2 separate regions of the Homo sapiens genome follow, and region 2 is linked to region 1. Evidence: read pairs that join two places in POLR2A ChIA-PET (ENCODE). Cell type or tissue: CD4-positive, alpha-beta T cell. All regions are shown on one strand. Each heading gives the region's core, and the rest is flanking DNA. Links, peaks and the distances in the headings are about the cores only.

Region 1 (13,168 bases), core at 148-5,147:
CTTCAATACTTGGTCCATTTCCACAGAGAGTGTCTGGTGAACCTGGCAGGGCACAGGGTAAAGGGCTAACCCCCATGTTCTGGAAGCCTGGGCAGAAAATAACCTGCCTGAAAATCTCTTCTATCACCTCCCCCCACATATCCACTGCATCAAAAGGGGACGGAGGAGGCCACACAGAGTCCTCCAAGCTGCACCAGCCCTGGCTTCAGGAGCATGCGGAGAATCAAGTCCGAACCTGGAGAACTCTTTTTCTTCCAAATCTCCCCCATCCTCACTGGCCTCCTCCATCAGACAGCCTTCTCTGGCCTCATCTGTGGTTCAGTCTCTGGCTCTGTTCACTATACACCTAACTCAGAAGATCTGGAGTCAGACAGGCCAAATCAAAATCCTGGCTCTCAAGTCAGGTACAGTGGCTTACACCTGTAATCCCAGCACTTTGGGTGGCTGAGGTGAGAGGATTCGTTGAGCCCAGGAGTTCAAGACCAGCCTGGACAACATGGCGAAGACCCATCTCTACAAGAAAATACAAAAACATTATCTGGGCATGGTAGCATGTGTCTGTAGTTCTTGCTACTCAGGAGGCTGAGGTGAGATAATCACTTGAGCTGGGAGGCCAAGGCTGCAGTGAGCTGGGATACTGCCACTGCACTCCAGCCTGGACGACAGATTCCATTTCTTTAAAAAATAAAATAAAATCCTGGCTTTGCTACCTGTCAGCTGTATGGCCTTGGGCAAGTTACTGCACCTCTCTCAGCATGCCTGACTTTCTTCATCTATGAAATTAAGACAAGCCGGGCACAGTGGCTCACGCCTATAATCCCAGCACTTCGGGATGCTGAGGTGGGTGGATCACCTGAGGTGAGGAGTTCAAGACCAGCCTGACCAACTTGGAGAAACCCCGTCTCTACTAAAAATACAAAATTAGCTGGGTGTGGTGGCAGATGCCTGTAATCCCAGCTACTAGGGAGGCTGAGGCAAGAGAATCGCTTGAACCCAGGAGGCAGAGGTTGCGGTGAGCCGAGATCACACCATTGCACTCCAGCCTGGGCAACTAGAGCAAAACTTTGTCTGAAAAAATAAAATAACAGGGAACTCTGTGTATGTGTGTCGGGGGTGAGGGGGGGTGTTATATGGGAACTCTCTGTACTACCTGCACCATTTTTCTATAAATCTAAAACTGTCCTAAAAATGAAGTCTATTAATAATAAACAAAACAGACAAAAAAAAGGTATGGCAATGTGAAGGAGCATAGCTGACTGGGAGAAGCACAAATGCCTGGCCAGAGGACAGGGAAGGTGGGTGGGAATGGCAGAAAGTAAGGCTGCAGAGGGCCAGGCCTAGAGGAGGACAAAAAGGCTGCTGAAGGAGCTTGGGCAGAAGGGGTGTGAGGACAGACTGTGGCTGCAATGATAGGACATGCAGAGGAGGGAAGAGGCGGGTGGCCAGGAGACTGTAACTAGGTCACATTAGTGGGGAGGACGAATGATCAGGCCTGAGTTAGGGCACTGGAGGTAGCTAGGAGCAGGTAATTGCCTAGGTGTGAGCTGAGGGCCAGGGCAGAGCCAAGGACAAAATGCAAGTTTTCTCCTAGGCAGGTGACTGCAGACAGCTGGATGAGCCCAGCAGCCTCACACGGAAAATTAGGAAAGGTTTCTGTCCTAAACCAACCACAGGCAACAACCTGCAGGATTTGCCAGAGCATAGATTTGCCACAGCTTGTTGCCCCTCTAGAGGCCAAAGTTTAAAACTCATGTCACTTCTGTGTGCCCATCACTAGATTGGCACAGTATTGGGCGCAGTGTGAGGATACCACAGAGGCTAGCAGATGGTTTCCATGAGAAGTAGCCCACAGAGGAGCTCACGCAGGGCACTGTGATGACAAGGCCCTACAAGAGGGAGGGGCTGAGGGGAAGGAGGTGCTCTGTGGATAAGTCCACTGCTCTCCTCTTCCCTGCATCACCTTCTCGAACAGTAATAATGACAGTTAACCATGTGTGGCATTCCACGGCTTGCCATGCTGCACTTTAAGGTCGCAGGCTGGCTTCTGCCTCCCCGTCTGGTCTTTTCTGCTCCATTCATTCCCCACCTTCTCATCACACAGAGCACCTCACCACTCCCCAAATATACAGAGCATGTCCTGAATTTGTGCAGCTTCATGCCTTTGCTCATATTGTTCTCTCTACTTGGAATGCCTTCTCCCACTATCTTTGCTGAGTACAATCTTATCCTTAAAGACTACAAGTTCCCTAAGGGTAGGACACATGCTATATTCATTTTTTATTCCTCTGTGCCAAGAATAGAGCCTGGAGTGTAGGTAAACCTTATGTGTTAAGTGGATTAATATGAAACAACCTCACAACAATCCTGAGATGTTTTCCCCATTTTGTAGGAAAGGAAACTGAGCTCAGAAAGGGTAAATACCTTGCCAAGGTCACACAGCTAATAAGCCCCCAGAGCTGGGACCAGAACTCAGGATCTTCAACACTCCTTTGAGTGCCACCCCATGCCTCAAAGCCACAGGAGTTAAAGACTAACCTGCAAACTGCCCTTGTGCTGCTGGGCAGAGAAGGAGGCAGTGAGCAGCCAGGCAGAGCAGAGGAGTGCAGTCCTGGGAGAATCTGCCTTTGCCAAGGTGAGGGCCAGCATCTTCTCCAGAAGCTCCATCAGGCCTGTGCTGCTCAGGAGCACTGCAGCAGCTGTCGGGGGTGGGCAAGGCAGGGCCCACAGGAGTTACAGAGGAGCTTCAGCTAAGTGCCACTATGGTGCTTAGCACCTGATTGGGGCTTCACAAACAAACAGAGGATCATCCTGAGGCTCTAAGGGTCCCAGCTTCATAACAGAAGCTCAGGTTATTAGAGCCAGAAAGGACCTTATGACCACCAGCCACACACACAACCCTATTTGTTTTTTTAAGATGAAAAAGTTGAGATACAGAGGACCACAGACTGCCCAGCACTCTTCACTGTCCCAGCCCGGGCCCCTGCACCTCTTTTCTGACTGCTGGGTGTGGTCTGATGAAGGCTCCAATACAGGAAGTTGAAGGAGGGCTGCAGGATGTCCACGTCAGTGGGGCTGCACTTCCCACACAGCTTGCTTACTGCAAGAGATGAAAGTCCCCAGTCGGCCTGTCGCAAAACACTCACACTTGTCATAGGTGGTAGCCTGCGACTGGCTATTTCAGATGTCAGTCTTGGGGAGCAAGCACAAACTAAGTATCCCTGATATTACAACCAATGGAAAGAAACACAGTGACAAACCTTAAGGCACATTCACACCCTCCATCTAGACAAACATCAGGCAAGCAGCCTACAGCTGCACATCACAGAAAGACTTTAGGATTTCAAAGGGATCCATCCTGTGAACATCGTCACCACCTTCCCAAGGGAACTTTAACAGTCGAATGAAGTGCAGTTCCCTGCACTTGCCACATCCCCTCTCTCACATCACTTCATTTAGCTAACTCCTCTTGTCCCCGTCAGCAATCAAGATTCAGCTCAGGCCTCCGCAGTGGCTTACGCCTGTAATCCCAACACTTTGGGAGGCAGAGGCAGGCAGATTGCTTGAGCCCAGGAGTTCAAGACCAACCTGGGCAATGTGGTGAGACCCCGTCTCTCCACAAAAAAATACAAAAAATTAGCTGGGCATGGTGGCACACACTGGTAGTCCCAGCTACTCGAGAGGCTGAGGTGGAAGGATCGCCTGAGCCCGAGAGGTAGAGGCTGCAGTGAGCAGTTATCATGCTATTATACTTCAACCTGGGTGACAGAGTGAGACCCTGTCTCAAAAAAAAAAAAAAAAAGAAAAGAAAAAAATTCAGCTCAAAGTTCATCTCCCCCTTGAAGCCTTCCTTAACCTCTCAAGGCAAGATTAGATGTGCTTCTGCATTCTCCCAGGCCTCATCAGTGCAACATTACACTGTAGATATCTATAGAACATATCCCTTTACTCTTGGGAACTCCCACTTCCCATCTCCCTATCCCCATCCTAATATGAAACCTACCTACAGCTCCATTCACTTTTTGGCAGCCACATCACACCCTGACTTCGGTGCTCACCCAGACAAGCAGGTCTCAGCTCCCTCCCACACCAGTACCTCCACCCCGAACCACAGTCCTCTACTCTCTGCTGTCATATAGAAGTGCTCAAGGATTATATGTAAATGTCCTATTACATTTCATGTGTGGGTTTCAGCCTGTTACTCCCTGTCAGAGGCTCTTCTGAAGGCTGAGTTTGTCACACACAGATCCCCCTCCTAGCTTAGTGTCAGCCTTGATCTCACAGACAGGCTGGTGATGACTGGCACCAGGCTGAGGCCATCTGCAATGCGTCCCCAGTGGCCTTTTTTTGAATCTGACACTGATGTTCTCATGAGGTGGACTGGGCTCCAGGCAGGGAAGATGCCCCATCTTCACCTGTGGCTACAGGAGCTGGGGGGTCCACAAACACTGAAGACATGTCATTTTTCCTATTCATTTCAACCTTCCCTCAGCAAATCTTCCTGCAGGTGCTGCCTGTGAAGTGATGGCAGCATCATGAGTTGAGAAACCGAGGAGGTTTGGGGTGTGGGTAAGAAAAAAGCCTGGAGAACTGTGAACTGGATCATCAGATCTGAGTCAATTGTAGGATGAGCTGGAGAGCTGACCTTGTGCCAGGAAAAAAGGAATCTGCATGAATAGGATCTGTTGAAGGTCTACTGTGTGTCAAGCACTGTGTGACATTCTCTATCTAACTAGATAAGTATTCCTTATCTTAACAACTAGATAAGTATTCCGTATCTTAACCCTAGTTTAGGAAAGTACTACTACTTTACCTATGAGGAACCTAAGACTCACAGAGACTAGATGATTGCTAGTGACTAAGCTGAGATTCAAACCCAGGCCTTCCTGACTCTAGAGCTTGTGCCTGTCATACAGATTTGTTTGTTTTAGGGACGAGGTCTCACTCCATTGCCCAGGCTGGGTGCAGTGGTGAGATCATAGCTCACTGCAGCCTTGACGTCCTGGGCTCAAGCAATCCTCCCGCCTCGGCCTTCCCAAGTTGCTGGGACTATATATAGGTCTGCATCACGACACACAGCTAATTATTTGTATTTTTTTTGTAGAGACAGGGTTTCACCATGTTGCCAAGGCTGGTCTTGAACTCCTGAGCTCAAACGACATGCTGCCTCAGCCTCCCAAAGTGCTAGGATTATAGGCGTGAGCCACTAGGCCTGGCAGTTTGTAGAGGCAGGATCTTGCTATGTTGCCCAGGCTGGTCTTGAACTCCTGGCTTCAAACAATCCTCCGGCCTCAAACACCCAAAGTGCTGGGATTACAGGCATGAGCACCCCCCTGGCCTCATAATGCTGATTTTTTGCAGAGGTAGGGTGTCTCCCAAACATTCCCAGAGAACAAGCAGAGAAAGCCCTGAGAGGTCCTTTAGCAAGAAAACCCTAGGGACAGACTGACCTACTAGCTTCTTCCAAAGGGATGAAAGAGTAGAAGAAAGAAGAACACCAGCCTACTTAGTGAGCACCCACTGCACGTCCAGCCCTGGGCCCTTGGGCGCTATCCCAAGCAGCCAGGGCACCTTGGTGAAGGAGCTTCATGGCCACGCTGTCCAGTTCTTGCTCTGACACATTCCTGAGCTGCATCAGGGAGAGGAGGCTCAGCAGCAATGGTAGGTTCCCCGAGGCTGTGAAGAACAAGGAGGACTGGGCAAGAAGCCTGATGCTCAGATCACCTGAAGGTCAGACACCCTGCCCTGCTTCAATGGCCCTTAATAACAGGTTCAAAGTTTTTTGTTTCCTAAGGGGTGAGGTGTTTTGTTGGGATTTACTCCTATTTCTTTCTTCATTTAGAACAGGCGTAACTGATATACTAAGTGCCAGACATAGGTTGGTACCAGGAATTCATTATTTCATTTAATCCCACTAAACAAAATGTGAAGCATGGATTGTTATTCCTATTTTGCACTTACAAAATTGAGGCTCAGAGAGGCTGAGTGACTTCTCCAAGGTCCCACAGCCAGAAAGTGGCAGGATGCTGTGGTCTGAATGTTTGTGTTCCTCCAAAATTCATGTTGAAATCTTAACCCCCAATGTAATAGTATTAGGAAGTGAGGCCTTTGGTAGATGACTGAATCATGAGGGTAGAATCTTCATGAATGGGATGAGTGGCCTTTTGAAAGAAACTGCGAGGAGCTCCCTCCCTCACCCCTTCTGTCATGTGAGGACACAGTAAGAAGACAAGTCATCATGCTGGCACATGCCTATAACCCCAGCTACTCAGGAGTCTGAGGTTGGGGGATTGCTTGAGCCTAGGAGGTCAAGGCTGTGGGGGGCAGGGGAGAAGGAGGAGGAAGAAAGGAGGAGAAGGAAGAAAGGAGGAGAAGGAAGGAAGGAGGAGGAGGGAGGGGAGAAGGAGGGGAAAGAGGAGGAAAAGAGGAAGAAGAACAAGAGGAGAAGAAGAAAAGAAGAAGAAGAAAGAAGAAGATGAAGGAGAAAGAAGGATGGATGGAAGGAAGGAACGAAGGAAGGAAGGAAGGAAGCAGGGAAGGAATGAAGGAAGGAAGGAGGGAAGGAAGGAAAGAAGACAGCCATTTATGAACCAGGAAGTAGGCCTTCACCAGACACTGAATCTTTCAGTACCTTGATTTTGGATTTCCCAGCCCCCAAAACTGGGAGAAATAAATTCCTGTTGTTTATAAGTCACCCAGTCTATGGCCCAAATAGACCCAAATCTGAATCCAATGCCCATGGCCTTCCCACTATGTTTCCACTACATCTTAAGGTTCTTAACCAGTATTATCAGCTAAACATGGCTTGTCCTTCCCTGAAAAGAAATAACTCATCTCCTCTTGACACCTTTAAATCTACTTCCAAACCCTCAGTCCTCTGTCAGGTAGCCACAGATTGCCTTTCGCTTTGCTTAGAAATATAATTTTAGGCCGAGTGTGGTAGCTCACACCTGTAATCCAAGCACTTTGGGAGGCTGAGGCGGGCGGATCACTTGAGGTCAGGAGTTCGAGACCAGCCTGGCCAATATAGTGAAACCCACCTCTAATAAAAATACAAAAAATTAGCCAGGTGCAGTGGCGCATGCCTGTAATTCCAGCTACTATGGAGGCTGAGGCAGAAGAATCACTTGAACCCAGGACGTGAAGGTTGCAGTGAGCCGAGATCACGCCACTGCACACCAGCCTGAACGACAGAGTGAGACCCTCTCTCAAAAAAAAAAAAAAATTATTTTTAAAATTCAGCTTCTCTAAAAATAGAAAAAAACTAAGCTGGGCGCAGTGGCTCACCCCTGTAATCCAACCACTTTGGGAGGCTGAGGTGGGCGGATCACTTGAGCTCAGGGGTTTGAGACCACCCTGGGCAACATGGTGAAACCCCGTCTCTCCTGAAAATACAAAAAAATTAGCTGGGTGTCGTGGCACACACCTGTAAGTCCCAGCTACTTGGGAGGCTGAGGCACAAGAATTGCTTGAACCTGGAAAGTAGAGGTTGCAGTGAGCAGAGATCTTGCCACTGCACTCCAGCGTGGGTGACAGAGTGAGACTGTCTCAAAAATAAAATAATAATAAAATAAATACATAAAATATAAAATAAATAAATACAATAAAATAAACCAATCCAAATTTTCAGTGTCTCCATACTGTACCAAACATCAAGCTTCCTTGACTCCAGTGAGTACCATTCCAGATTTGGAAACTAATCCCCCGGATCTCACTAGGAGCTTCCAACACATCACAGATCCACCTCCCTCCCCAGCCCCTGCGGACTGCTGCTGCCTCCATCCTCCTCCAGATTTCTCACTTTCTTCTTCCCACAGGGGGCTGCCATGCTTGTGACAAACAACACTGAGCACATGCTGCACAGGGTGGGGATATGCATGCACACATCAAACACATCCACTCATGTTAAACACACACACAGCAAACCAAGCATGTTGTACGCCCACTCTGCAGTGAGAGAAAGGAGGTGAAGTTTAGCTTGATGCCACAATGGCCTGGCTTTCTTTTTCAGATAAAACCCTGATTCTCTCTCCTGGAGCAGACCTAACAAGGGTAGAGATGCCCATTCTCGACTGGCTTTCAGGTCAAAGTGTGCCCACAGCACCTGCAGACTGACCTCCTGATGGGGATGCCCCATGCTCCACTAGCAGACGCTGCAGGATCAGCAGGAAGTGGCCTCGGATAAGACCGCCCACTTGGATATCCTCATTCCTCCTCAGGAAGGTCCTCAGGCTAATCAGTACCTTGTGAGCTGTGTCCACTGGGCTGGAATAGATGAGGTCCTGAGCAGGAGAGAAGAAAGCCAGAGATCAGAGGGTACTGCAGTTGGGGAAAAGTGACAATGAGGAATAGAGGGGCAGGAAAAGGGCCCATAATTATGATGTCACAAAAACTGGGTAATCTGTCACTTACTCAGCACCTATTATGTACCAAAGGCTCTTCTAGGTGCACTGACGCCTCAAAACCATCCCTTAGAATAGGTCCATCCTAGGCCGTGCATGGTGGCTCACGCATGTAATCCCAGCACTTTGGGAGGCCAAGGCGGGTGGATCACGAGGTCAGGAGATTGAGACCATCCTGGCTAACACGGTGAAACCCCGTCTTTACTAAAAATACAAAAAAATTAGCTGGGCGTGGTGGCAAGTGCCTGTAGTCCCAGCTACTCCGGAGGCTGAGACAGGAGGATGGCATGAACCCGGGAGGCGGGGCTTGCAGTGAGCCGAGATCGCACTACTGCACTCTAGACTGGGTGACAGAGCAAAACTCTGTCTCAAAAAAAAAAAAAAAAAGAATAGGTCCATCCTATTAAATCCATCCTAAACAGGAGAAAACAGGCTCAGAGAGATTACATGACTTGCTAAAGGTCATATAAGCCAGTGGCACAGACAGAATTTGAATGCAAGTCTCCTAACTCCAAGCCCAAAGCTCTATTTTCCAGGATGCCTCCCTCCTGCAAATGGTAGGATTAGGGTCAAGAGGTTGTTTTCAAGACAGGGAACCTGAGTGTGCCTTAAAGAAGAGAAGAAGGAAAGAGAAATGATGTCACTGGGCAGGCAGAGGATAAATTAGGACAGATTCAGTGCACAGAAAGGCAAGTGAGGACCAGGTCAGGCCCGTTCTCTACCAAGGCATCTGGTTATCTCTGCCCCAAGCTATAAAGGTCTTAGGCTCGGAAGATGGGAAGATGCTTTTTATTTTGCTTTCAGAGTTATTTTAGTGAGTATATGTTAAAGACAAAGCCAGTCAGAAAGCTGCACCAGAGGCTACCCTACTGATAGCTCCTGGCACCTGCTAGCTCAAAGAAGCCAATTCCTTTGGACAGGCTAATGCGCTGGGCCAGTTAGGACTGAGGGTTATGAATCCAAGGTCACACAGACTCCCTCTCCAGGGAGGACAGCTACTGACACACAGAGAGATATGGCTACAATGCATCTGGCCAGACAAACCCAGGTGTGCTGATCACTGGGCAGAAGGAGAGGGATGGGGTCACAGGGATGTCTAAGTTTGGCTCTCAGAAACCTCCGCAGTTGCTGGAAAAACAACTATATATCAATAACAACCACTCAGGGCCTAATAATGTCAGGTACTATGTTGTGTTTATACAGTAGCTGTATATTTGTTTATACATTATTTATACCTCTACAATAACTCTTCCATATAGGTGTCACCCCAATTTTTCAAATGAGAAAACTGGGGCAGGTTAATCAGTTTGCATATCAAGAAAGTAATAAAGTTGTAAATTAAACTGCACTGTGAGTTAATGAAGGGAAGGGATGAGGTCTACTTCATCTTTGTCACCTTGTAGAGACTCAGAAAACATCTCTGAAAAGAAAAAGGTCACAGAATGGGAGGGCTAGAGAGAATCTAGATAATTTTTTCCAATACCTTTACTTTACAGAGTATGAGGCTGAAGCCCGACGGGAAGGGAGGGGCATGATTTGCCCAAGGTCATAGATCCCAGAGTCAAACCAGTTTCCTGGTCTTGTGCCTTCACCAACACATCACTGCCCCACTGCCACAGAGGTGGTCCCTCAGAAGTCTGAGTTAATGAATGTTAAAGGTATAAAAGGAAGGGGCTACTCAGCTTTGTGTGGCTATGGTGAATGCTGGAGGAAGAGGAACGTGAGGACCCCACCATATGGATCAGTGGGAAGGCTCTGGGCAAAACTATGACCCAATCTGTAGTCTCTGCTGTCCAGAACTCTCTGGGTCTTGACAGACCAGCGTAACTTGGCCAAAGAGGAAACAAACAGAGTTTCTGTGATGTCATTGTCCCTTCACATCTAAAAAACCTACATGAAAGACCACCCATTGATAAGAGTGGCAATTAACAGCTTTGTTTTCAGCTGTTAATTACCCATATAAAAAACAGAAATTGGTATCAACACAAAATTTTTAGACTCTTTTTCCTTCCTCTGGCTAGAAGCTGGGGAGAAATGGTAAGAATTATATATATGAACAGACAATAAAGTTGTTCCTTGCTGTTCTTTTGTTTTGTTTTGTGTTTTTGAGACGAAGTCTAGCTCTGTCGCCCAGGCTGGAGTGCAGTGGCTCGATCTTGGCTCACTGCAACCTCCGCCTCCTGGGTTCAAGCGATTCTTCTGTCTCAGCCTCCTGAGTGGCTGGGACTACAGGCACGTGCCACCATGCCCGGCTAATTTTTTGTATTTTTAGTAGAGACAGGGTTTCACCATGTTGACCAGGCTGGTCTCGAACTCCTGACCTTGTGACCCACCCGCCTCAGCCTCCCAAAGCGCTGGGATTACAGGCGTGAGCCACCGCGCCCGGCCTCCTTGCTGTTCTTTTTTTTTTTTTTTTTTTTTACCATTGATGTCTCTAGGATCTAAGTTAGTGAAAAACTTACTCACTTTGGGCTCTAGTCATAGCCATGACCCTTATTAACTATATGACCTTGGGCAATTCAATTAGCTTCTCTGAGATGAACTTTATCTGGTTCAGAGGCAGTCAATGATTAGTGAATGACAGCCCACTATGTGAAGCAAACCAAGAGTGTTCCTACATACTATCTCATCTACCCTCATGTTTTCTCCATTTTCTGTGGGAGAAAACTGAAGTTCAGATTAGCCTCTATCTTCCTAGTCCTCTATGCAACAACTCATCTTGAAGGCAGCTCCTTTCTGTTAAGCTCTATGCCAAGTGAAACACAAGACTCCTCTCTGCCCTGACCTCCACCACCTCCAGAAAGGAGAGGTGATAAGGATGGTGCACATTCAAGGACAAGGACTGGGTCACCAGGATAAATGGTGGGGCATCCACTCCAGCTTCCCTGGGATGTAGACTCTAAGTATTTGGTCTCCTGAGATTCAATTTCTGTTTGGTTTGCTTCTTTTAATATTTACATCCTGTGAAGTTAGTGGCCTAGCACAGCCTTCAGTTAGTGAGGGACCTCTCCATTCTAGGAAGACCCAGGCTGAGAAAGGGAATTTGGGAGAGGAGATAATGAGCTCCATTTTAGGCAGAAATGTCAAATAGATGGTTGACTTCATGGGTATGAGCTCAGGAGAGAGGTCAGGGGTGGTGCAGGGATTTGAGTCATCACCATACAGCCAGGAGGCAAACAAAGCCATGGGTGTGAATGAGATAACCCAGGAAGAATAAACAGACTGAGTAAAAAGAGAGCCTCAGACAGAACAACTGATAGATAGGGAGTCAAATCTGGGTTTTAATATTTTGATTTCCAACTCTTGTGACCATGGGCAAATCTCTCTAAGCCTATGTTTCATGTATTTAAAAAGAAAAAATGGCAGGTACAGTCGTTTATGCCTATAATCCCAACACTTTGGGAGGCCATGGTGGGAGGATCGCTGGAGCCCAGGAATTTGAGACCAGCTTGGGCAACATGATAAAACACTGTCTCTACAAAAAATATAAAAATTAGCCAGACACAGTAGCACATGCTTGTAGTTCCAGCTACTTGGTCTTGAACTCCTGACCTCAGGTGATTCACCTGGCTCGGCCTCCCAAAGTACTGGGATTATAGGCATGAGCTGCCACGCCCAGCCAATTCTAGTTACTTGGGAGGCTAAGGCAGGAGGATCACTTGAGCCCAGAAGATTGACGCTGCAGTGAGCCATGATCCTGCCACTGCACTCTAGCCTGGGCAACAGAGCAAGAAAAAAGAAAAAAAATAAAAATAAATAAGATATAGTCATGCTGTATCTTTTCTATGTTTAGATATACAAATGTCACTGTGTTACATTTGTCTACAATATTCAGTACAGTAACATGCTGTACAGGTTTGTAGCCTAGGAGTAACAGGTCATCCCATATACCTAGGTGTGTAGTAGGCTAGACCATCTAGATGTCTGTAAGTATACTCCATGATGTTGGTATGACAAAATCACCTAACACTGTGTTTCTAAAAATGTATCCCCATCATTAAGCAATGCATGACTGTATTGTCACTACTATCCCTGGACAGACTTAGATTGGTCTAGACCCATAATTCAATGGGTCATAATTTATAAGTACCTACTATGTGTGAAGAACTGACCCCGAATATTTCATCTGGTGAAGAAAACCTAGTATCTTAGTTCTGTCCCCTGCTACTCTCCTTGGTATCTAATTTGTTGTTCAATTTGCCTTCTTGAGTGGAAGGAAAAAAAGTGGAGTTAAAGCCAGCCACTAGGCAGTTTACCTTATCTAATCTAATTAGCCCATCTAATTCCTGATGGGAATTTCAGTAACGTACTTCACCAAAAAGTATTGACAGCCTGGGCAACCTGGTGAAACCCCATCTCTTAAAAAAAAAAGTAAAAAATTAGTTGGGTGTGGTGGCGTGCACCTGTAGTCCCAGCTACTCGGGAGGCTGAGGCAGGAGAATTGCGTGAACCCGGGAGGTGGAGGTTGCAGTGAGCCCAGATCATGCCACGGCACTGCACCCTGGGCAACAGTGTGAGACTGTGTCTCCAGAAAAAAAAGTACTGGGGCATCTGACAATTCTAGGTATGCCTGAGCAAGTAATGTACATATAATATTATCATGTAAGTCATGGCAAAAAAGAGGAGGAGTCCCTCTGCCATCAGAAATGTCCATCTACATGCCCCATGGGCTTCCTTTAACATTAAACCTGTGTCAGCAGAATCTGCTTGAGAGATGACAGGGAGGTGAGAGGGGATGGTGACTAAGATCTGCATTTCATAGTGTCATC
Region 2 (11,595 bases), core at 5,560-10,559, 660 kb before region 1:
CCTGGGAGGAGGAGGAGGAGTGGCAGGCGGCGCTGGGGCCCGGGCGGGTGCAGCTGAGCCCTGCCACCTGCTGAAGCATCACCGGATTCCCTAGGCCGTGCATCAGTTGAGACAGAGGTGGCCATGTCAGAACCATAGTTGACTTCCATGAAAACCAAAATCCAAACTTGAGCAGCGTCAAGATGGCATTCGGAAAAGCAGTCTGAGAGCAGGGGCTCCATCTGCCTCGCTCAGCCCTGTGCACCCTGGCCAGGCAGGGCCTGGCCACAGAAAGCAAACATTCGCTGGCAGCTAGTCAGGAGAGTCCCCAACCCTGTCCTAGGCAGCTCCAGAGCTGTATTTCTTCTTTCTTTTTCTTTTACTTTTTTTTTTTTTTTCTTGAGACAGGGTCTCGCTCTGTTGCCCAGGCTGGAGTGCAATGGCACGATCATGGCTCACTGCAGCCTCGACCTCCCGAGCTAGAGTTATCCTTCCACTTGGGATCCTCAGCTTTCTGAGTAGCTGCGGCTACAGACATGTGGCATCACACTCGGCTAATTTTTTAAGTTTTTTGTGGAGACGAGGTCTCATTATATTGCCTAGGCTAGACACCTAGATTTCTAAAGCCCAGATCTGACCACATCGTCCTTGCTCTACAATGGTGACTTCTCCCTGCCTAGGACCCAGTCTGAGCTCTGCCTGTCTGCCCTACCTCGTCACCCACGTCTCCATCCTTGCCCGTTTTGTGCCTCCAGTGCACCCCAGCTCACCTTTACGTCGGCCCCACTCTGTTTACTCTGCTTCCATGGCCAACAGTGGCCCCTTCAGCCCAGGGACTCTGTCTTATTCAGCTTTATGTTTCAGGGACTGGGGACCTGAGTGTGGAGCCTGAAGCTCCCATAGCATCTGTACAGAATGGGGAATGAAGGGAAGAGGGGCCTCTGCTTCAGGGGATGGTGTGGGGAGCCACTGCTCATCCTCTGTACCTAGAAGAGGGAGGAGGGAGGAGGAGGAGGAGGAGGAGGAGGGGGAGGAGGGGGAGGCTTTGCTAAAGTTACCAGGCCATGAGGGCGCTACAGTGAGGGGATCTAAATCTTGCGTTTTGTTTGTTTGTTTGTTTGTTTTTTTGAGATGGAGTTTTGCTCTTGTTGCCCAGGCTGGAGTGCAATGGCACGATCTAGGCTCACTGCAACCTCTGCCTCCCAGGTTCAAGTGATTCTCCTGCCTCAGCCTCCTGAGTAGCTGGGATTACAGGTGCATGCCACCACACCCGGCTAATTTTTTTGTATTTTTAGTAGAGACAGGGTTTCATCATGTTGGCCAGGCTGGTCTCAAACTCCTGACCTCAAGTGATCCACCTGCCTCGGCCTCCCAAAATGCTGGGATTACAGGCGTGAGCCACCGTGCCAGCCCTAAATCCTGGGTTTTTCTCGAAATCTGGAAATCACCTCTGGGGTAAGACGCCTGGAACCCTGGAAAGAGACACTGCAGATTATGAGTAATGACCCTAGAAATGCCCTCAGCACAGGTTCTGCTGTGTGCAAAAGCCACTGAATGCAAATATCTTGGAATCTCTCTGCTCCCCACTCAGATTATAGATCTCAAAATACCTGAGTCAGCTTAGCTCCAACTCAAGTCTGCATTTTTCTGCGACTTATGTTCAGGTCTACATTTCCATCAGGAAGCCGCAGTCGCCACCGGCAGCATCAAGGGTGCAGAGAATCAGAGCTGATGTTGTTTTCTGAAGGTCTAATTTCTGAGTTAATCCAAAAAGACAAAGCCCTGCACTTCCAGAGGTAACCTACAGAGATGCAAGTATTGAAAAATTTCTAGTTATTTATATTAAATTATATTTATTTATTTATTTAATTTATTTATCTAGAGACAGAGTCTCACTCTGCCGCCCAGGCTGGAGTGCAATAGCGTAATCTCAGCTCACTGAAACCTCCAACTCTTGTGTTCAAGCAAGGGGTGACTCTGGCTTTCCCCATGGCAAAGAAACTTCCCATGGGTACCTGCACACACCCCAGGCCTCCTCCCTGCCAAGGCAGGGATTCCTGTGCCACCTGCTGGGGAGGGCAGCCCAGCAAATGAGCCAGCTGCATGGGTGGGAGTTGGTGACTGTTCTTCGTTTTCTGCAATGGTTCATTTTTTGTGTCAACCTGTTGGAGCCATGAGGTGCCCAGTATTTGGTTCAACTATATTCTGGGTCTGTCTGTGAAGGTGTTTCCAGAAGAGATAAGCATTTGCATCAGTAGACTGAATAAAATGATGGCCCTCCCCAGGGTGGACGCGCCTCGTCCAATCCATCGAAAGCCTGAAGAGAACAAAAGACAGAGTAAGCCGAGTGTGGTGACGCATGCCAGTAGTCCCGACTACGCAGGAGGCAGGAGGATCGCTTAAACCCAGAAGTTCGAGACCAGCCTGGGCAACGTGGCGAGACCTCATCTCTACAAAAAAATTTTTAAAAAATTAGCCAGGTGTGGCACACTTGTAGTCCCCGCTACTCAGAAGGCTGAGGCAAGAGGATCATTTGAGCCCAGGAAATCGAGGCTACAGTGAGCCACGTTCACACCGCTGCACCCTAGCCTGGACAACAGGGCAAGAGCCTGTCTCAAAAAAAAAAAAAAAATAATGCCGGGTGCGGTGGCTCACTCCTGTAATCCCAGCACTTTGGGAGGCTAAGGCAGGTGGATCACCTGAGGTCAGGAGTTCAAGACCAGCCTGGCCAACATGGTGAAACCCCGTCTCTACTAAAAATACAAAAATTAGCTGGGCGTGGTGGCGTGCGCCTGTAATCCCAGCTACTCAGGAGGTTGAGGCAGGGAGAATTGCTTGAACCTGGGAGGTGGAGGTTGCAGTGAGATTGTACCACTGCACTCCAGCCTGGGTGACAGAGTGAGACTCCATCTCAAAAAAAAAAAAAAACGGTGAGATAGAATTCGCTCTGTCTGCCTGACTGTGAGCTGAGCTGGGACACTGGTCTTCTCCTCTCTTTGAACTTGGACTTAGCCTGCAATGACACTGTTGGCTCTTCTGGTTTTCTTCTGCTTGGTGACTGCAGATCCTGGGACTTCTCAGCCTGAGCTGGGCCAGGGCTGCATTTAGGTAGAAGGGCTCAGGGTAATTAGATGGGGCAGCTGGGACTCCCCAGCAGCAATTCTGGGGCAAGTCAAGCTAAGACACCTCCTTGAGAATTGCTCTGCAGAGAATTGCCTGACCCCAGGCAGTAAGAGGTGAAGCTGCCATGCCTTCGCCTAATTCAGGAACAGTCTTTGCCTTTAGAAATTCCCTCTGCTGGGCTGGGCGCGGTGGCTCACACCTGTAATCCCAGCATGTTGGGAGGCCAAGGCGGGCGAATCACGGAGGTCAGGAGATCAAGACCATCCTGGCTAACATGGTGAAACCCCGTCTCTACTAAAAATACAAAAAAATTAGCCAGGCATGGTGGCGCATGCCTGTAGTCCCAGCTACTCGGGAGGCTGAGGCAGGAGAATGGTGTGAACCCAGGAGGTGGAGCTTGCAGTGAGCCAAGATCGCGCCACTGCACTCCAGCCTGGGTGACAGAGCAAGACTCCATCTCAAAAAAAAAAAAAAAAAAAAGAAAGAAAGAAATTCCCTCTGCTGTTATGTTCAGGGTGGGATGGAAGTAAATAAAATGTTTCATGCAAAGCAAAAAAATAGGATATAATAGGGATTTTGGGCTGGGTTGAGTGGCTCACACCTGTAATCTCAGCACTTTAGGAGGCCAAGGTAGGAGGACTGGGCGAGCCTGGAAGTTTGAGACTAGCCTGGGCAACGTAGTGAGACCCCATCTCTTCAAAAAAAAAAAAAAGAGGACTTTTTAGAAGTCTTACTTTGGCCTTTACTGTTGATTCCCAATTATTCGGGATTCGATCATCCAGTTTGAGGATCATTGAAGCCTTTTCTAGGCTGTTTTGACTCTTTTCATTCTTTCACTAATCTTGGCATTTCCTAATATTAATGAAAATAAAAGGAAATGAGAGTGAAACAACAGGTTTACTTTCCTCTATTAGCTTCTGAGGGAAAAGGAATGGACAAGAGCAGGTTGGGCGACCAGCTGGCATTTGCCCCTCTGTCAGGTGACCTCGACATCCCCGCATTGCAGAAAGGACCCTGAGAGCTGACCTTGCCTGTGTGCGTCTCCCCAACGAAAACTCTTAGCAAGTCTGACTTACAGACCACTAGAAACCCGATCGGGACCCAGAAACCCCACTCCCAGGTATTCACCCAAGAGAAGTGAAAACTTCCATTCATACAAACACCTGTGCGTGAATGTTACAGCAGCTTATTCATAATCGTCGAAACCTGGAAATCGCCCACATCCTTTACTTGGTGAATAGATAAATAGACCACAGTCCATCCAGACAGTGGAACACTTCTCAGCAATGAAAAGGAACCATACAACAATGTGGGTGAACCTCAAATCACGATGCTCAGCGAAAGAACCTGGACTCGCACGATTCCACTTTCAGGACTCCCGTTGCTGGAAAAGCAACGGGAGAACAGAGCAGTGGTTGCCAGCGGCAGCACAGGAGTTCTGGGAGTGACGGGATGTTCCCTATCTTGACTGCGGTCATGGTGATAGGACTCTATGCATTTGAACTATATACCAAAAGAAGTGAATTTTACTGTGTGTACATTTGAAGGTATTTTTTAACCATTAAAAAAGAAAAATCAAGGCCGGGCACAGTGGCTTATGCCTGTAATACCAGCACTTTGGGAGGCTGAGGCAGGTGGATCACCTGAGGTCAGGAGTTCGAGACCAGCCTGGCCAAGACGGTGAAACCCCATCTCTACTAAAAATACAAAAATTAGCTGGGTGCCGTCGTGGGCGCCTGTAATCCCAGCTACTCAGGAGGCTGAGGCAGGAGAATCGCTTGAACCTCAGAGGTGGTGGCTGCAGTGAGCCGAGATTGCGCCAGTGCACGCCAGCCTGTGCGACAAGAGTGAGACTATGTCTCAAAAAAAAAAAAGTGACTTCAATTTTTCCTCCTTCTCCTCTTGGCTTGTAAAAGGCTTGTCCCTGTGTGGCTTCAGAGTGTTTAAAATCACTTACCTCCTCTTGAGGAGGTTCAACATTCTTTTTTTTTGAGACAGAGTCTTGCTCTGTCGCCCAGGCTGGAGTGCAATGGCATGATCTCGGCTCACTGCCACCTCCACCTCCCAGGTTCAAGGGATTCTCTTGCCTCAGCCTCCCGAGTAGCTGGGATTACAGGTGTGCATCACCACACCCGGCCAATTTTTGTATTTTTGTTGCCCAGGCTGGTCTCGAACTCCTGGACTGAGACAATCCACCCGCCTCAGCCTCCCAAAGTGCTGAGATTACAGATGTGAGCCACTGCGCCAGGCCTCAATATTCTTTCTAATAAGCTCACTTGGGTTCTTATTCAGTATATTCCTTTTCCCAGGCTGCTGTAACAAAATAACATAAACTGGGTGGCTTAAGGCAACAGAAATTGATTTCCTCCCAGTTCTGGAGGCGAGAAGTCCAACACCAAGGTGTTGGCAGGGCTGTGCTCCCTCTGAAGGTTCTAGGGAAGAATCCTCCCTCTCTTCTTCCGGCGTCCAGTGGCCACAGGCATCCCTTGGCTTGTAGCCTCACCACTGCCATCTCTGCCTCCATCTTCCTATGGCCCTCTTTCCTCTGTGTCTCCTCTGCTTCTTCTTCTTCTTCTTTTTTTTTTTTTTTTCTTTTTTTTTTGAGACAGAGTCTCGCTCTGTCACCCAGGCTGGAGTGTAGTGGCACGATCTCAGCTCACTGCAAGCTCCGCCTCCCAGGTTCACATCATTTTCCTGCCTCAGCCTCCCGACTAGCTGGGACTACAGGCGCCTGCCACCATGCCGGGCTAATTTTTTTGTATTTTTAGTAGAGACGGGTTTTCACCGTGTTAGCCAGGATGGTCTCGATCTCCTGACCTCATGATCTGCCCACCTCAGCCTCCCAGAGTGCTGGGATTACAGGCGTGAGCCACCGCGCCTAGCCGTCTCCTCTCCTTCTTATAAGGACACCAGCTGTTGGACATAGGGCCCAGCCTAAATCCAAGATTATTTTATCGTGAGTTGAAAGGACCTGATTACATCTGAAAAGACCCTGTTTCCAAATTCAGCTCACAGTCACAGGAATGGAAGAGTCGGGGGGAGGGAGAGGTTAATACATGAACATATCTCTTGGGGAGCACAATTCAACCCCTACATTCAGTAAGACTCTCTTAGAGAGGGCAGGGCAAGCTGGCCCTGCACTCCTTGGCCATCCCCTGCTGTCACCCCCAGACCTCAGGCACGGCGGCCCCTCGCTCTCCCCCGTCTCCTCTGTCCGGGCCTCTGAAGTCACCAGTTCTCCATGCCCAGCCGTGGCCTGTGGGAGGGAGCTGGGGGGGTGAGCTGGAGCTGCCACTTAGCGGCAGAGTCACAAACTCACCGTTCCTAATGAAGCCCGTCGCTTCTCCCTCCTCTTCCTCCCAGCAATGTCCGCAGTGGTGCCTGCGATGAAAGAAGCTGACCCAAGACATAGGAGGGAGGTGATTATGGGTTTAGAAAAGTCTTGACAAAAACATATCCTTTTATGACTGGGGTGGCTCTGTCAGGCTCTGCTGGCCCAGCATCCTCCCCACAGCCCACCCCAGCCAGAGGAACAGTCTCCTGATTTTCCTGTGGGGACTCCTGTCCTCTCAAGGTCACTTAGTTGAGCAGGGTTGTCCCTACCCCCAGTTCCCTGTCCCTCTGTCTTCTTTCCACTGCAGGCCAGCCAGCAGAACCCTGCTTTTCTGAAGACCCTGACCAGGAGCTGCAGCCCCTCCTGGCCCTGTAGCCGCAACTGGCCCCATCTCTTGATTCCGCTTACCTGTCCGGCCCAGGCTGGAGCTACCCCACAGCTGCCAGGGCTGGGTCCTCCAGGCCACCTGCCCATGAACCAGCCAGGTGAGCACAAAGCACGTCTCCCCCACCCCGTCTTGGGTCTGTAGGGACAATAAAATGCCTGCCAGTGAAAAGGGCACAGTGAGGCTGGGTGCTGTGGCTTGTGCCTGTAATCCCAGCACTTTGGGAGGCCGAGGCAGGCAGATCATTTGAGGTCAGGAGTTCGAGACCAGCCTGGCCAACATAGTGAAACACTGTCTCTACTAAAAATAACAAAAATTAGCCAGGCGTGGTGTCTTGCACCTGCAGTCCCAGCTCCTCAGGAGGCTGAGGCAGGAGAGTTGCTTGAACCCAGGAGGCAGAGGTTGCAGTGAGCCAAGATCATGACATTGCACTCCAGCCTGGGCAACAGAGCGAGACTCCGTCTCAAAAAAAAAAAAAAAAAGAAAAGAAAAGAAAAAAAAGGGCGCAGTGCTGAGCCACGGATTATTTAAGATATCCTATTTCAGGAAAAACGAACAAGTCCAGATTCTCTTGGCTGTGGCTCCGTGGTTTATATGTTTGCAGAATCAGAAGAGTGAGTGACAAAGGTTACAGGTAAGCCTGCAGGAGTAGACACCTTTGGGGGAGAGATTGGAGAAAATGATTAGCTTTTTCTGTATAGATTTTTGGATTATTTCACCTTGTGAACTCTGATATTTGCTCTGACGCCAGCCACCCTCACTGGGTCCTTGGTTCTGCCCTGTTCTGTTCTGCATCCTTCTTTGCCTGTGGGGTTTCCGGGTTTCTATCCTGAGCTCCAAGCCAGGGTCCAACCCAGCAACCTGCGGCCCTGAGGCCCGTAGGTCCCCATGTGGGCACTCTTGACCTCCTAGGCTTTGCTGACCTACAGGCCTCCTCGCCAGTGACTCATGAACTTGGCTGAGGCACAGCTTTTCAGATCCTGGGGGGCCCCCCTCTCTCCTCTCCCACGGGGTTCTTATCAAGCTCAAGGGAGGAAATGGTTGACAAACGGTTTTGCTAAACTAGGATCGGTTACCCAATGGAGAAGCTTATTACTGAAGACGCTGATGAAGAACATTCGAGCAGCGCCCCATCAATCTCCTCTGCTGTCAGGAAGGCTGGGGGAGGGGCGGTGGGACCCAGGCCATCAGGAGCGGGATGCCACCGAGTTCTCAAAGACCTTGTCCGCCCTGGCCCTTCCTGTCCGGCCTCCAGGGGGCACCAGATCTCCACCCAGTGCGTGACCACCCCCTCCCCACCAATCCCTCAGCGAGATTCTAGCAGAGGGGAGAGAGCCAGGGGCCGTGGGGACCCAGGGGTGAGAAAGGGGCTGGCAGAGAGCAGGGAGTCCACCCAGGGTCAGGTTCAGGCCTGCATTGATGTGTGGCCAGGGTGCGACACAGAATTCTGCAAGATTCAGAACATCTCTCAATCACTACATTTTCAGAAAATGGATGAAAAGCTGATCAAAAAGACGTTTGATGCCAGGCTGAAGAGAAGCTGGATCTTGCACCATCGGGCTGGAGGCAAAGTGCGGGCTGGAGTTCCCCACAGCTGGAGCAGGAGTCCTCTGTAATCCATCAAGTCTGAAGCAGGAAATGCAAGAAGGCTCATGGCGCCTCCTCCCACGAGCCGCCCGGCTGCCGAGAGCCCGGGGTGTGGAGCGGCGGGTTCAGGCCAGGGCAGCGGGACTCTGGGAGCTGGGCTTGCTGGTCCAAGAAACTTGGAGCACAGTCAGGTTTGCAGTTCAGCTCAGAATCCTGATTCAGAAACACCACCCCTTCTCCATGCCTGGGGAGATAGGTGAACTCCCAAACGACTCCCGGGGCCACCCCAGCAAAACCCTAAATGACAGAATTGCCCAGACAGAAGCTGGCTGATCTGTTAGCGAGACTAACCCCATACTTGCCCATGCTCTCTTCTAGTTCACAGGGCACTTCCGTGGCAGGGGAACATGAACTATTCTTGCTAATGAGGCTGGTGAAGCTCACAGGACCTGCACTTGCCAAGGCCCCACAGTTAGGAAACGGCAGAGCTGGGCCTTTAACCCAGATCCCCTGCCTCCAAGTCCTGGAATGGTTGTTTCAGAGGCTGAGCCTTCTGAGTGAGATGAGAAAACTAACAGGAGTCTGGCTGCTGAATCCTCTTTGGGGCACTTTCTCTAGAACAGCCAAAAAGTGGTCCCCAGACTCCACTTGCTTGTATGTACCTGGTAAGTCAGTGCCATTCAGTAAAAAGAAAGTCTTTCTTTTTTTTTTTTCTGCTGAATTGCAATATGTAATTGCAATGTGTTCCTATGTCATATGTTTCTGTAAAGTTTGCAAAGGTGAGACATCAGTTAGTCACACCAAGCCAGCTTGGTGGCACAGCACATGCTTGTAGTCCCAGCTACTCAGGAGGCTGAGGTGGGAGGATGGCTTGAGCCCTGGAGTTCAAGGCTGTGATGAGCAAAGATTGCACCACTGTACTCCAGACCTGTCTCTAAAAAAAGAATCAAACCTGGGCAACGTAGTGATAGACTCTGTCTCTAAATATACACATATGTCTATGAATAAGGCTTTTAAAAATAATAAAAATAACTCAGCTAAGTCTCTTTCCACTCTGATTCCCCGCCTTCCCTGCTCCCATCCAGTTGGATGGTGTTGGACTGGCTGTGGGTATTTTGGGAGAAGTTGATATGGAAATAGTTCAGAATTCAGGGGTATTTCTTGTGGTTCATGGTTCTATCCATGTGTAGCTCAGTCGTTGCTGGCTGTCCGAGGGTACAGATGGCTTCCAGGAACAGGCTCACCAATGAATGAAGGAGAATGAATACAATGATCATGATGAAAAAAGATTTAAATTTCTTGCTGATTTGGCATAAAATGTTGAAACCAACAAAGACAACATAAAACTCAGAACAGGTCCCTGTGATGAGAGCATCAAAGCCTCGCGTGGTCACCAGTGTGGCCCATCCAAGGAGCATGTAAGGTCAGGTCCCACATGAGAAAACTTGACACAGCCATGCCCTGAACTCTTCCTGCTACCATATCAAAGAAATTTGATTGAAGTTTGTTTTCTCTATAGAATATGGCATTGCAAAATCCTTGTTGTACAAGGAAGCGATCAGGATATAGAAAAACATAGGGAAGCCAGGTGTGGTGGCTCAAGCCTGTGATACCAGCCCTTTGGGAAGCCGAGGCAGGCAGATCACCTGAGGTCAGGAGTTCGAGACCAGTCTGGCCAATGTGGTGAAACCCTGTCTCTACTAAAAATACAAAAGTTAGCCGGGCATGGTGTGGGCACCTGTAATCCCAGTTACTCGGGAGGCTGAGGCAGGAGAATGGCCTGAACCCAGGAGGCGGAGCTTGCAGTGAGCCGAGATGGCGCCACTGCATTCCAGCCCGGGTGACAGAGCGAGACTCCGCCTCAAAAAAAAAAATTAAAAATAAAATAAATAAATAAATAAAATTCACTGTTATGCCTAATTTTGGTTTTGTAATTGTGTTTGTTTTTTTTTTTAAATGAGAGTCCTCTTGAAATTGTGTAAGCTTCAGATACCATAAACCCAGCTCGGCCCCAATGACCAGCTCCCTCTGTGCTGTAAACAGGTGGTTTATAGAAAAGAGGAGGCTTGAGAGCCAGAGATATCTGGGTCCAAATCCTGGTTCAGCCTCCTCCTCGCCCTGAGAATCCTGGGTGACTTGCTTCTTGCAGACTCAAGTTCTTTCCCTATAAAATGGGGATAACCTGCCTGACTAACATGGAGAAACCCTGTCTCTACTAAAAATACGAAATTAGCTGGGCGTGGTGGCACATGCCTGTAATCCCAGCTACTCGGGAGGCTGAGGCAGGAGAATAGCTTGAACCTGGGAGGCAGAGGTTGTGGTGAGCGGAGATTGCACTTTTGCACTCCAGCCTGGGCAACAAGAGGGAAACTCCATCTCAAAAAAAAAAAAAAAAAGAAAAATAAGGGAATAATCTGAGCTCCACAGGGGGCTGTGAGGTCTGGTGTGTGTGCAGCACCTGGAGTACTCTGGATTCCTTCACCTCTGCCATTCTTTGCCCCTTCCCTCGATCTTTCCTGCTCTGTGGCCCACCCTGTGGTCTCCATGCCTTCTGCTCAGTGCAGGGCTATTACCCTGGCCAGACATCCTTAGGGAGAATAGATCCCAGAACCTGATCATGTCTTTTTCTAAATCAAAATGACGAGTATACAATCTCAGCCACTGAGCAAGGTCCTGGAATGAGGATGAGACAGAGGAGAAGGGCAGTCAAGGGGTCTTCCAAAACAGCTCCCTTCCTAAGGGCCACCCCGAATGGGTCCCTGCGAGGAAGGAAGGGCCTCGCCATGAGGGAGGCCCAGGTGGTTCAGCATCACCAGGCACCCACAAGACAAGCATGTAGGGACGGCGCCCTCATCCCAAGAGGAAGGAAGGGCCTCCTGGGGCCCAGAAGGGGCACAGCAGAGGGTATCCTGCAGCTGGCTGGCCCTGACCCCAGCTGGAAGGAAATGGGGGACCCGAAAGGAGCCAGGGGTCTCCCAGGAGCCATGTGTCCATGGTGAGGGGACCACAGTTCCAACCTCCATCCTGGTCAGACCCTATCTGAACCGGAAATGCAGGCTGGGGTCCCCCACGGAGAAGGGTCTGGAAGCCATGTTGGGAGGACAAACAGGACCAGGGATGTCTTGGCCTGGAGAAGGGGAGGCTGGGTGGCCACAAACCCCCATCCACACCTGCCGGAGATGCTGGG

Evidence for each region. Peaks named below come from ENCODE experiments on the same cell type or tissue, not always from the same donor. Only the 100,000 strongest peaks of a DNase experiment are listed, where the experiment ranks them.
Region 2: POLR2A ChIA-PET joins it to region 1 with 10 read pairs; 4 of 35 experiments call an interaction of 5 or more read pairs at or near these places.

Annotation. Positions count from the first base shown.
Region 1 is chr22:41,771,213-41,784,380 of GRCh38, reverse strand. It overlaps MEI1 (meiotic double-stranded break formation protein 1), which reads right to left. Exons shown (of 31, transcript NM_152513.4): 21 at 8,114-8,279; 22 at 5,569-5,673; 23 at 2,987-3,097; 24 at 2,536-2,696; 25 at 1-42. Among named protein-coding and RNA genes, the nearest start is that of CCDC134, 23 kb to the left of the region's middle. RefSeq lists enhancers at 2,706-2,755, 2,906-3,005, 3,016-3,065. In CD4-positive, alpha-beta T cell, for the core only: no CTCF peak of the experiment used is centred there; DNase peaks (open chromatin) are centred at 1,870, 3,110 and 4,190; H3K4me3 peaks cover 2,630 bases; H3K27ac peaks cover 3,755 bases.
Region 2 is chr22:42,441,066-42,452,660 of GRCh38, reverse strand. LOC101927344 (a long non-coding RNA gene) reads right to left here. Exons shown (of 6, transcript NR_188414.1): 3 at 6,845-6,959; 4 at 6,422-6,498; 5 at 3,837-3,954; 6 at 1,816-2,296. Among named protein-coding and RNA genes, the nearest start is that of NFAM1, 14 kb to the right of the region's middle. RefSeq lists enhancers at 7,528-8,294, 8,302-8,481, 11,068-11,595. In CD4-positive, alpha-beta T cell, for the core only: a CTCF peak has its summit at 8,084 (motif pointing right); DNase peaks (open chromatin) are centred at 8,070 and 8,410; H3K4me3 peaks cover 1,254 bases; H3K27ac peaks cover 1,715 bases.